2 separate regions of the Homo sapiens genome follow, and region 1 is linked to region 2. The links are chromatin contacts, found by Hi-C in ENCODE. All regions are on one chromosome and are shown on one strand. The core of a region is the stretch at or near the end of the contact, and the rest is flanking DNA. Distances in the headings are between cores, read along the strand shown.

The links. Hi-C counts contacts between places; a loop is a spot of excess contacts on that map. Pooled maps may share reads with other maps.
Region 1: a loop to region 2 is called in a map of B cell, with 12 times the contacts of the local background. The contact joins the promoter of MBD1 here to the promoter of IER3IP1 in region 2. A Hi-C loop is called at or near these places in 2 of 168 maps with a recorded cell type or tissue (B cell and natural killer cell) and 10 of 50 pooled maps.

Annotation. Positions count from the first base shown.
Region 1 is chr18:50,280,081-50,284,974 of GRCh38, reverse strand. MBD1 (methyl-CpG binding domain protein 1) reads left to right here and starts at 3,452. Exons shown (of 17, transcript NM_015846.4): 1 at 3,452-3,612. CXXC1 (CXXC finger protein 1) reads left to right here. Exons shown (of 15, transcript NM_014593.4): 8 at 136-243; 9 at 413-597; 10 at 874-1,081; 11 at 1,160-1,270; 12 at 1,411-1,460; 13 at 1,614-1,710; 14 at 1,969-2,121; 15 at 2,236-2,628. The coding sequence ends at 2,382. RefSeq lists enhancers at 2,213-2,793, 2,794-3,374 and silencers at 3,520-3,629, 3,640-3,719.
Region 2 is chr18:47,174,661-47,179,685 of GRCh38, reverse strand. It overlaps IER3IP1 (immediate early response 3 interacting protein 1), which reads left to right and starts at 3,322. Exons shown (of 3, transcript NM_016097.5): 1 at 3,322-3,499. The coding sequence starts at 3,409. RefSeq lists enhancers at 3,154-3,283, 3,294-3,413.

The DNA.
Region 1 (4,894 bases), core at 2,203-4,702, 3.1 Mb before region 2:
GAAGGGTGGAGGTTACAGAAGCAGAGAGTATCCCTAATGAGGAGACAGAGGGTATGGAAGGCTGATATGGGACATGAGTAGGTGGTGGGGTTGTCACGAGCGGGGCAGGTGGGTCAGTGCATGCCCTGCTTGCAGCCCTGGATGAGCGACACAGAAGAGTCCCCATTCCTGGACCCCGCGCTGCGGAAGAGGGCAGTGAAAGTGAAGCATGTGAAGCGTCGGGAGAAGAAGTCTGAGAAGAAGGTGATGGAGAGGGTAAAGTGGATGTGGAAAGGCAGAGGGTGGGGTTGAGGGAGAGGCAGAGGTCAGAGGCTGAATGGGGCAAGAGCCAGAAAGGGCTAGAATGGAGCAAGGGTCTGGGGTCTGGGGCTGACTTTGACTCCACCCTGACCTGACTTGTCTTGCTCAACAGAAGGAGGAGCGATACAAGCGGCATCGGCAGAAGCAGAAGCACAAGGATAAATGGAAACACCCAGAGAGGGCTGATGCCAAGGACCCTGCGTCACTGCCCCAGTGCCTGGGGCCCGGCTGTGTGCGCCCCGCCCAGCCCAGCTCCAAGTATTGCTCAGATGACTGTGGCATGAAGCTGGCAGCCAAGTGAGTCATTCCTGAGAGGTTCAAGGGAGTCAGGAAGTGCATGGTAGGGCCTGACCACAGCCTTCTGTATGTCTACCAGTCAATCAGCTATCCACCAGTCACCAAACAGCCACTACCCACTCACCCATCCACCTACCCACCCACCTGCCCGTGTGTCCATCCAGCCACCATTCCGCCAGTCACCTATTTACTTCTCCTTTTGCCATTTGCGTCTATTTTGCCATTCTCACTTACTGATCACCTCACTCATTCTGTTGCTTGCTACCTTCCCTGCAGCCGCATCTACGAGATCCTCCCCCAGCGCATCCAGCAGTGGCAGCAGAGCCCTTGCATTGCTGAAGAGCACGGCAAGAAGCTGCTCGAACGCATTCGCCGAGAGCAGCAGAGTGCCCGCACTCGCCTTCAGGAAATGGAACGCCGATTCCATGAGCTTGAGGCCATCATTCTACGTGCCAAGCAGCAGGCTGTGCGCGAGGATGAGGAGGTGAGCAAGCAGGGGCGCAGCAGAGCAGGGCCTGTACTTTGTCCTTCCCAGCCTTATTGTTCCTTCCATTCCATGCAGAGCAACGAGGGTGACAGTGATGACACAGACCTGCAGATCTTCTGTGTTTCCTGTGGGCACCCCATCAACCCACGTGTTGCCTTGCGCCACATGGAGCGCTGCTACGCCAAGGTTGGGGTGTCAGACTGAGGGGGCGGACCATGTGGGAACATCAGTGGGCCAGTGGGGGACAGATTTGTTGTCTGGGTGGTGTCTTGGGAGGGCATGCAGCGCACATCCACAGTTCCCTCCATTTGTGCTCATCCCTCCAGTATGAGAGCCAGACGTCCTTTGGGTCCATGTACCCCACACGCATTGAAGGGTAAGTGAGGGTGCCACGCAGTGAGAGGTGGGGGGTTAAGGCGGGGGTCAGAAGTGGGATGTGTGTGGAGCTGGGGCAGGATACGGGCAACCAGCCAGGACAGATGGACCTCCCTTCCCTCCCTCTACTGCCCTCTCTACTCCAAATCCCCAGGGCCACACGACTCTTCTGTGATGTGTATAATCCTCAGAGCAAAACATACTGTAAGCGGCTCCAGGTGCTGTGCCCCGAGCACTCACGGGACCCCAAAGTAAGGTTTTCCCTCAGCTCCTCCCATTTTGCCCCTCCTCCCTGCCTCGCTGTCCCACATTCATCCCTTCCTTCCTCACCTCACTTTTCCTTCACTTTTTCCTCTCAGCTTCCCTGCTGCTTCACCCTCCATTCCTCCTTTTCCATGCCTCCTCACCGTTCCCTGAACCCTCCATTCTTTTCCTTCTCCCTCCTTGAGCCCCCATTCCTATTCTCCCTTATCACCGCTATTCATCCCCCCAACCTGGCCTCCTTGCAGGTGCCAGCTGACGAGGTATGCGGGTGCCCCCTTGTACGTGATGTCTTTGAGCTCACGGGTGACTTCTGCCGCCTGCCCAAGCGCCAGTGCAATCGCCATTACTGCTGGGAGAAGCTGCGGCGTGCGGAAGTGGACTTGGAGCGCGTGCGTGTGGTAGGTTTCTGTGCGGTTTTGGTGCTGCATGTGGTAGGTTTCCATGTCGGACGTGGCCGGGGCAGGCGGGGCTGCAGGTGTTCCTGCTTAGGACTCCTGCCGCTCCCTTGGCAGTGGTACAAGCTGGACGAGCTGTTTGAGCAGGAGCGCAATGTGCGCACAGCCATGACAAACCGCGCGGGATTGCTGGCCCTGATGCTGCACCAGACGATCCAGCACGATCCCCTCACTACCGACCTGCGCTCCAGTGCCGACCGCTGAGCCTCCTGGCCCGGACCCCTTACACCCTGCATTCCAGATGGGGGAGCCGCCCGGTGCCCGTGTGTCCGTTCCTCCACTCATCTGTTTCTCCGGTTCTCCCTGTGCCCATCCACCGGTTGACCGCCCATCTGCCTTTATCAGAGGGACTGTCCCCGTCGACATGTTCAGTGCCTGGTGGGGCTGCGGAGTCCACTCATCCTTGCCTCCTCTCCCTGGGTTTTGTTAATAAAATTTTGAAGAAACCAAGGAAGCTGTCTCCACATTGCTGCGGTTGCAACTGTTCCAGACTTCTGGATAAGATGGGGGGCGCCTGCACCCCGCGAGAGCCCAGGGACCCACATTCCCAGCCTCCCACGGGCAGAGGGTCTACGCAGCGCGCCTTCAGTGTGGTGACACCGCCCATGCATGCTCCTGTCTCCCACCCAGAGCTGTCGTCCGCTGTGGACGCCAGGCCCCGCCTTTTCCCCACAAGCCCCACGTTGGGGATCCGCCTCCTGCAGGGGCGCGCCCTCCCGCGTGCCTCAGTTTACCTGCGGTGTGGCACCGCCCCTTTCCCCGCCCCGCGCGCTCCCACAGCTGTTCGGCGGGGAGGAGGGAGCGGGACACGACCCCCCCTGGGGTTGATGTTCGGAGGGACCCACGAACACAGGATAGACCCCAGCGAGAGGTGGGAGAGGAGAGCGCCGGCAGGGCCAGGGAGTGCGCAGGCGCGAAGCAGCTTCCTTGCCGCGTTCGGTATCGGCTGTGGAGACCGCGGGAGGGAAGGGAGGGCGCAGGCGCAAGCCCTCCCCGACCGCTTCCCTTCAGGTTGAGGCTGGAAAGCGCATGCGCCAGCTAGATGGGCAGCGAGGAGAGCCGCAACTGCCAGTCCCTCGAAGGGGTTAGCTGTCGTTGAACGTCAGCACGCAGATGCAACTGGCTCTCGGCAGGGGGGCGCGCGCACCGCTGCGGAGCGCCGGCCCGTAGGCGCGGGAGCCTCCCTATTAAGGGCACGCGACATCGAGGCAATAGTGCGCAGGTGCTTAGCCAGAGGCGGAGCCCGAGAGGCAGGCAGCGGACTTCCGGTTCCGGGAGCAACGAACAGCCGCGGAGGCGACAGCTACCGCTTCAGAGGAGGCGGCCGCGGAGGAGGAGGAAGGGGAGGAGGGCGAGGCGGGAGGTGCAGGAGGGACCCTCGCCATGGGTCCACGGGCCTAGAGTGGCGGAAGATACCGGCCTGGTGCCAAACTGGTGAGACAGCCTTGGGGCTGGACGTGGAGAGCGCTCAGGCGGAGGATGGGAAGGAATTGTGGCTCAGAACGCTGACGGGGAGGAATGAAGGGCCCTCAGGCCGATAAGGGGGAGGAATGGCGGCGTCGGAATACTGACGAGGAGAAATGGGGGGATTTAGGCTGAGGACGGGAAGGAATGCAGCTCTGAACTCTGACAGGTAGGAGTGTCGGGATCCTGGGACGAGGACGGAGAGGAATGGTGGAGATCAGAACGCTAAAGGGAGACATCGGGGCATCTGAAGTTGAGAGAGAAATGGGGGTTCAGAACTCTGAGAGGGAGAAATGAGGGGCCCTCAGGCTGATGACAGGAGAAATAGAGGCTTTGGAATGCTGAAAGGGAGGAATAGGAGGCCCCATATAGAGGACGAGGAGCAGTAGGGGATCAGAATGGTGACAGTTAGGGATGGCATGATCCCGGGACAAGAACAGAGAGAATGGAGGAGGGTTCGGAATGCTGAGGGGAGAAATTAGGGTCTCTCTGGATGATAAGGGAGGAATGGAGGATGAGAACAGTAAGGAGGAGAAGTGGGGAACTTTTTGGCTGTAGAGGAAGGTTTGGGAGCTCAGACTAGGGAGAAATTGTGGGTGAGAACATTGAAGGAGAAGAAAAATAAGGGGGGAGGTCTTGGGCTGAGGAAGGGGAGGCATGGGAGGCTTCCAGTGTGAGGAATGGAAAAGATGAGGGGCTGTTCAGGCTATGGGTTGGAGCAGTTGTGTCTCGCAGAGGAAGTCGAGGTTGTAACACTGAGGTAGCAGGATAAGAGGACATCAGGCAGAGAAGGAATGGAGTGGTTAAAACACTGAAGGAGGGAAATTAGGAACTCCTGGGTCAAGGAAGGGGGGAATGAGAGACTACTGAAGTCAAGTAGTGAGGGCAAGAGAAATGGGGCCCTTTGGGGCTGAGGATGGGGACTATGGGGGTCTTGGGGTGATAAAATAGAGGGATAGAGGCCCTTAGGTCAGTGACAGGGAGGAATGAGGGGGAAGGATGAAAAGTTTCTGGATTGGCAGTGAGGAGAAATGATGGGTTGTCAGTCTGAGGATAGAGAGGAGTAGGGGATTAGGACACTGAGAATAAGAAACAGGGATCCTTGGGTTGAGGAATGATGATATCCTAGGCCCAGAATAGGAAAGAATGGGGTGAGAATATGAGGGGTTTCTTTTCCATATATGGGCTGGTTGCCTGTGGCAGGTCCTAGGGCTTGGGCAAGCACTAATGGATACCAGTGATTTGTGTGGCC
Region 2 (5,025 bases), core at 2,073-4,572:
CATCTCAAAGGGACAGGAGAAGGATTCACAATTGTAAGCCCTCTTGAGTAAACGCTCTAAGAAAGGAAGGTTGGGGCCTATTGTAAGGTGTTGGCTAAAACAAACAGTAAATTTTTTGGCAGCCTGAAGCTTTTTCAGGCAAGTAGCAACAGTAGCAACTGAATGCAACAGCGAGCTGTTAGAAACTATGTTAGTATTCAGCCAAACACAGCGGCTCACGCCTGTAATCCCAGCACTGTGGGAGGCTGAGGTGGATGGAATCACGAAGTCAGGAGATCAAGACCATCCTGGCTAACACGGTGAAACCCTGTCTCTACTAAAAATACAAAAAATTAGCTGGGCGTAGTGGCACGCGCTTATAGTCCCAGCTACTCAGAAGGCTGAGGCAGAAGAATCGCTTGAACCCAGGAGGCGGAGATTGCAGTGAGCTGAGATGGCACCACTGCCACTGCACTCCAGCCTGGTGACAAAGCAAGACTTTGTCTTAAAATAAATAAATACAATTAAAAAAAGAAACTATGTTAGTATTCAAGTGTTTTAGTGTTGGGTAAAGGAGATACACAATATGCATATCATTTGTGTGGAGAATCTGTAGTGTTTTTTTTTTTTTTTTTTTTTTTTTTTTGAGATGGAATCTCACTCTGTAACCCAGGCTGGAGTGCAGTGGCGTGATCTCGGCTCACTGCAAGCTCCGACTCCCGGGTTCATGCCGTTCTCCAGCCTCAGCCTCCCGGGTAGCTGGGAATATAGGTGCCCGCCACCATGCCCGGCTAATTTATTTGTATTTTTAAAAAATAGAGATGGGGTTTCATTGTGTTAGCCAGGATGGTCTAGATCTCCTGACCTTGTGATCCACCCGCCTCGGCCTTCCAAAGTGCTGGGATTACAGGTGTGAGCCACCGCGCCCAGCCTGTTTTGTTTTTTAGACAGGGTCTTGTTCTGTCACCCAAGCTGGAGTGCAATGGCTCAATCTCAGCTCACTGCAACCTCCGTTCCCTGGGTGCAAGTGATCCTCCCACCTCAGCCTCCTTAGTAGCTGGGACCACAGGTGTATACCACTAAGCTGAGGCATTTTTTTTTTTTTTTTGTATTTTTGGTAGAGACAGGGTCTTGCCATGTTCCCCAGGCTGAGAATCTGTAGTTTTTAAGTGGCCAATATTGAGGTGTTGTCAAGAAGAGGGCTCAGCCTGGCGGGATGACCCATTCCTGTAATAGAGTGTATTAGTCAGTATTCTCTAGAGGGACAGAACTAATAGGAGATATATATACAAAGAGGGAGCTTATTCGGTACTATTAACTCACACGATCACAAGATCCCACAATAAGCCGTCTGCAAGCTGAGGAAGCCAGTCTGAGTCCCAAAGCTGAAGAACTTGAAGTCCAACGTTCAAGGGTAGGAAGCATCCAGCATGGGAGAAAGATGTAGGCTGGGAGGCTAAGCCAGTCTACCCTTGTTGAGAGCAAGCCCCCAACAGTCTGGCCATAAACTAGCCCCAAAACTGGCCATAAATAAAATCTCTGCAGCACTATAACATGTCCATAATGGCCCTAACGCCCAAGCTGGAAGGTTGTGGGTTTACGGGAATGAGGGCAAGGAATACCTGGCCCACCCAGGTTGGAAAACTGCTTAAAGGCATTCTTAAGCCACAAACAAAAGCCTGAGAGATCTGTGTCTTAAGGATGTGTTCCTGCTGCAATTAATTCGGCCCATCCCTTCATTTCCCATAAGGGATACTTTTAGTTAATTTAACATCTATAGAAACAATGCTAATGACTGGTTTGCTGTTAATAAATACGTGGGTAAATCTTTGTTCGGGGATCTCAGCTCTGAAGGCTATAAGACCCCTGATTTCCCACTTCACACCTCTGTGTGTGTCTTTAATTCCTCTAGCACCGCTGGGTTAGGGTCTCCCCAACCGAGCTGGTCTTGGCATACCCTTTTCATTGGTTTTTTGCCTGCTTTATATCCTGGCCACTCCAGCAGCTGATTAGATGGTGCCCACTTGGATTAAGAGTGGACCTGTCTTTCCCAGCCCACTGACTCAAATGTTAATCTCCTTTGGCAACACCCTCACAGACACACCCAGGATCAATACTTTGCATCCTTCAATCCAATCAAGTTGACACTCAGTCTTAACCATCACATACAGCTAAGCAGGAGGCTAAGGCAGGAGGACTGCTCGAGCCAGGAGCTGAAGGCTGCATTGAGCTATGATGGTGCCACTGCACTCCAGCCTGGGCAACAGAGCAAGACCCTGTTCCTGGGGGGGGAAAAAAAAAAAGAAGAGGCTCAGAGGATCTTGGTTGGAGTTTGGTCAAGGAGGGGATGTTTCTCACTGAGTAATTTTAAAACAGTTATTTTGTTTTAGCATTCTGAAATCTGAAATGGGAATATTAGTATCTCCTGTATCTCCTGGGAGCATCAAGTGCAGTACTGAGCAATAGAAATATAATGCAAGCGTCACATGTCATTTACAGTATCTTCATAACCACATTAAATAAAATAATTAAAAATAAACAAGAAACCTTCCTCCCTTCCTTCCTTCTTTCCTCTTGCTCTGTCACCCAGGCTGGATCTCGGCTCACTGCAGTCTCTGCCTCCCGGGTTCAAGTGATTCTCTTCTCTCAGCCTCCTGAGTAGCTGGGATTACAGGAGCCCACCATCACACCCAGCTAATTTTTGTATTTTCAGTAGAGACAGGGTTTTGCCATGTTGGCCAGACTGGTCTCGAACTCTTGACCTTAGGTGATTTGCCCGCCTCGGTTTCCCAAAGTGCTAGAATTACAGGCGTGAGCCACTGCGCCCGGCCTCAAAATATTTTCATTTCAACATGTTATCAACATTTAAAAATTATTGGGAGGCCGAGGAGGGGGGAATCACGAGGTCAGGAGATTGAGACCATCCTGGCTAACACGGTGAAACCCCGTCTCTACTAAAAATACAAAAAATTAGCCGGGCGTGGTGGCGGGCACCTGTAGTCCCAGCTACTTGGGAGGCTGAGGCAGGAGAATGGCGTGAACCCGGGAGTCGGAGCTTGCAGTGAGCCGAGATCGTGCCACTGCACTCCAGTTTGGGCGACAGGGCCAGACTCCATCTCAAAAAAAAAAAAATTATTGGGATATTCTTCATCCTTGTTCCAGTTCCAAGTGTGTGAAATCCGGTGTGTATTTTGCACCTGCAGCACTGGCCACATCAGAGCATTGATTGCACATCACCGGTCTAGACAAGCGGCAGGACTTGCAGTCTTCAGCGAGGGGCGGTTCTTAGCCAGATGGAGGCGGGGCTTCCCGGAGAGTTCGTTTTGGGCCCCATCGGCTTCCGTAGGAAGGCGCCGGCCGTGGAGGCGCCACGTCCCTTGCGGCGGCGGGAGAGAAATCGCTTGGACTTCGGGGCGGCCTCGGACGGCCATGGCCTTTACCCTGTACTCACTGCTGCAGGCAGCCCTGCTCTGCGTCAACGCCATCGCAGTGCTGCACGAGGAGCGATTCCTCAAGAACAGTGAGTGGGACCGCGGGGCGCGGGCTGGGGCGGCGGCGGAGTCCCCGGGGGCGCGTAACCTAATGGGGCCGCGTGAGGGGACACCAAGGGCCGGGACAGAAGAACAGCGGAAGGCTCGGCTTGGAGTGGAAGCCGAGCCTTTCCTCTCATCAGGTTTGGGCTCAACAGCCGGGAGAATATTCAACAGACACCCGCTGTGCAGGGCCCAGGGGGTTGGGGTGGAGGGATATAGAAGTCAGTCAGGGACGCCTCTGCTTGCGATTACTTCAGGTCAGTAATTTAATTCAGTTTTCTGTGACTACTTTTTTTTTTGAGGGGGAGTCTCGCTCTTTTGCCCAGGCTGAAGTGCAGTGTCGCGGTCCTGTGACTACTTTTAATAGTCGAAAACCCGGGGTCTGAGTTTCGGGCTAAGAGTTGGGGGTGTGGGGCCGGGCGCGGTGGCTCCCGCCTGTAATCCCAGCACTTTGGCAGGCCGAGGCCGGCGGATCATGATGTCAGGAGTTTGGGACCAGCCTGGCCAACATGGTAAAACCCCGTCTCTACTAAAAATACAAAGATTAGCCGGACGTGGTGGTGGAAATACAAAAATTAGCCGGGCGGGAGGCTGAGGCAGGAGAATCACTTAAACCTGGGAGGCAGAGGTTGCAGTGAGCCGAGATTGCGCCATTGCACTCCAGCCTGGGCAATAGAGTGAGACTCCGTCTAACAAAACAAAACAAACAAAACAAAACGAGTTGGGTGTGGAGGGGAAGGAGGCGTGACCCATTTTGGAGCATCAGTAGTTCACTAACTGATGGAAGGCAATAAGTGTTCCTGGGCTTTAGGAATTACAGGAAGGGAACGTGTTGGAGTTATCAGGACATTCAGACACTCATGTTCCAAGAAAAGTTTATTCAGATAGCTTATTGGGTGCATAGAGTGTGCCAAAAACTCTGCTAGAATTTAGAAATTCAAAAATGAAAACACAAGTTATACCTTCCAGGACCTCACGTTGTGTACCAAGTATGCCCGTTTGAATCACTGAAACGTAAACCCAGGAGCAAGATTGATTCATTTCATTTACTTCAGAAGATATTTATTGAGTGCAAAGTATGTGCCAGGCCCATTTATAGTAACTGAAGTTACAGCAGCTACTCTGCCCTTCTGATGGAAGTTAATCTAAATAAAAACTAAACAAATGACAATAACAAGTATAGAGAGTATTATGTAAGAGAAGTACGGGCAGATACTAACTTGTGTATCTGCGAAAGCTTCTTGGAGGAAGCGTGTCTAACCTGAAATCTGATACATGAGTAAACATTAACTCGGTGAAGGTGAAGGGTTGGGAGGAGCTGGAAGGGTGAGGAGAGCTTTAAGCAGTGTAGACCTGGTGTGAAAACTGAGGCAGGTGAGAAGAGGGTCTTAAGACAGCGACATGACCAGATTTGTGTTATTTGCAAGATCCTTGAGGCTACAATACGGAGGAAAGATTGGAAGGGAAAGCAGTGGATGTGGGAAGACCCATTTTTTTTTTTTTTTGAGACGGA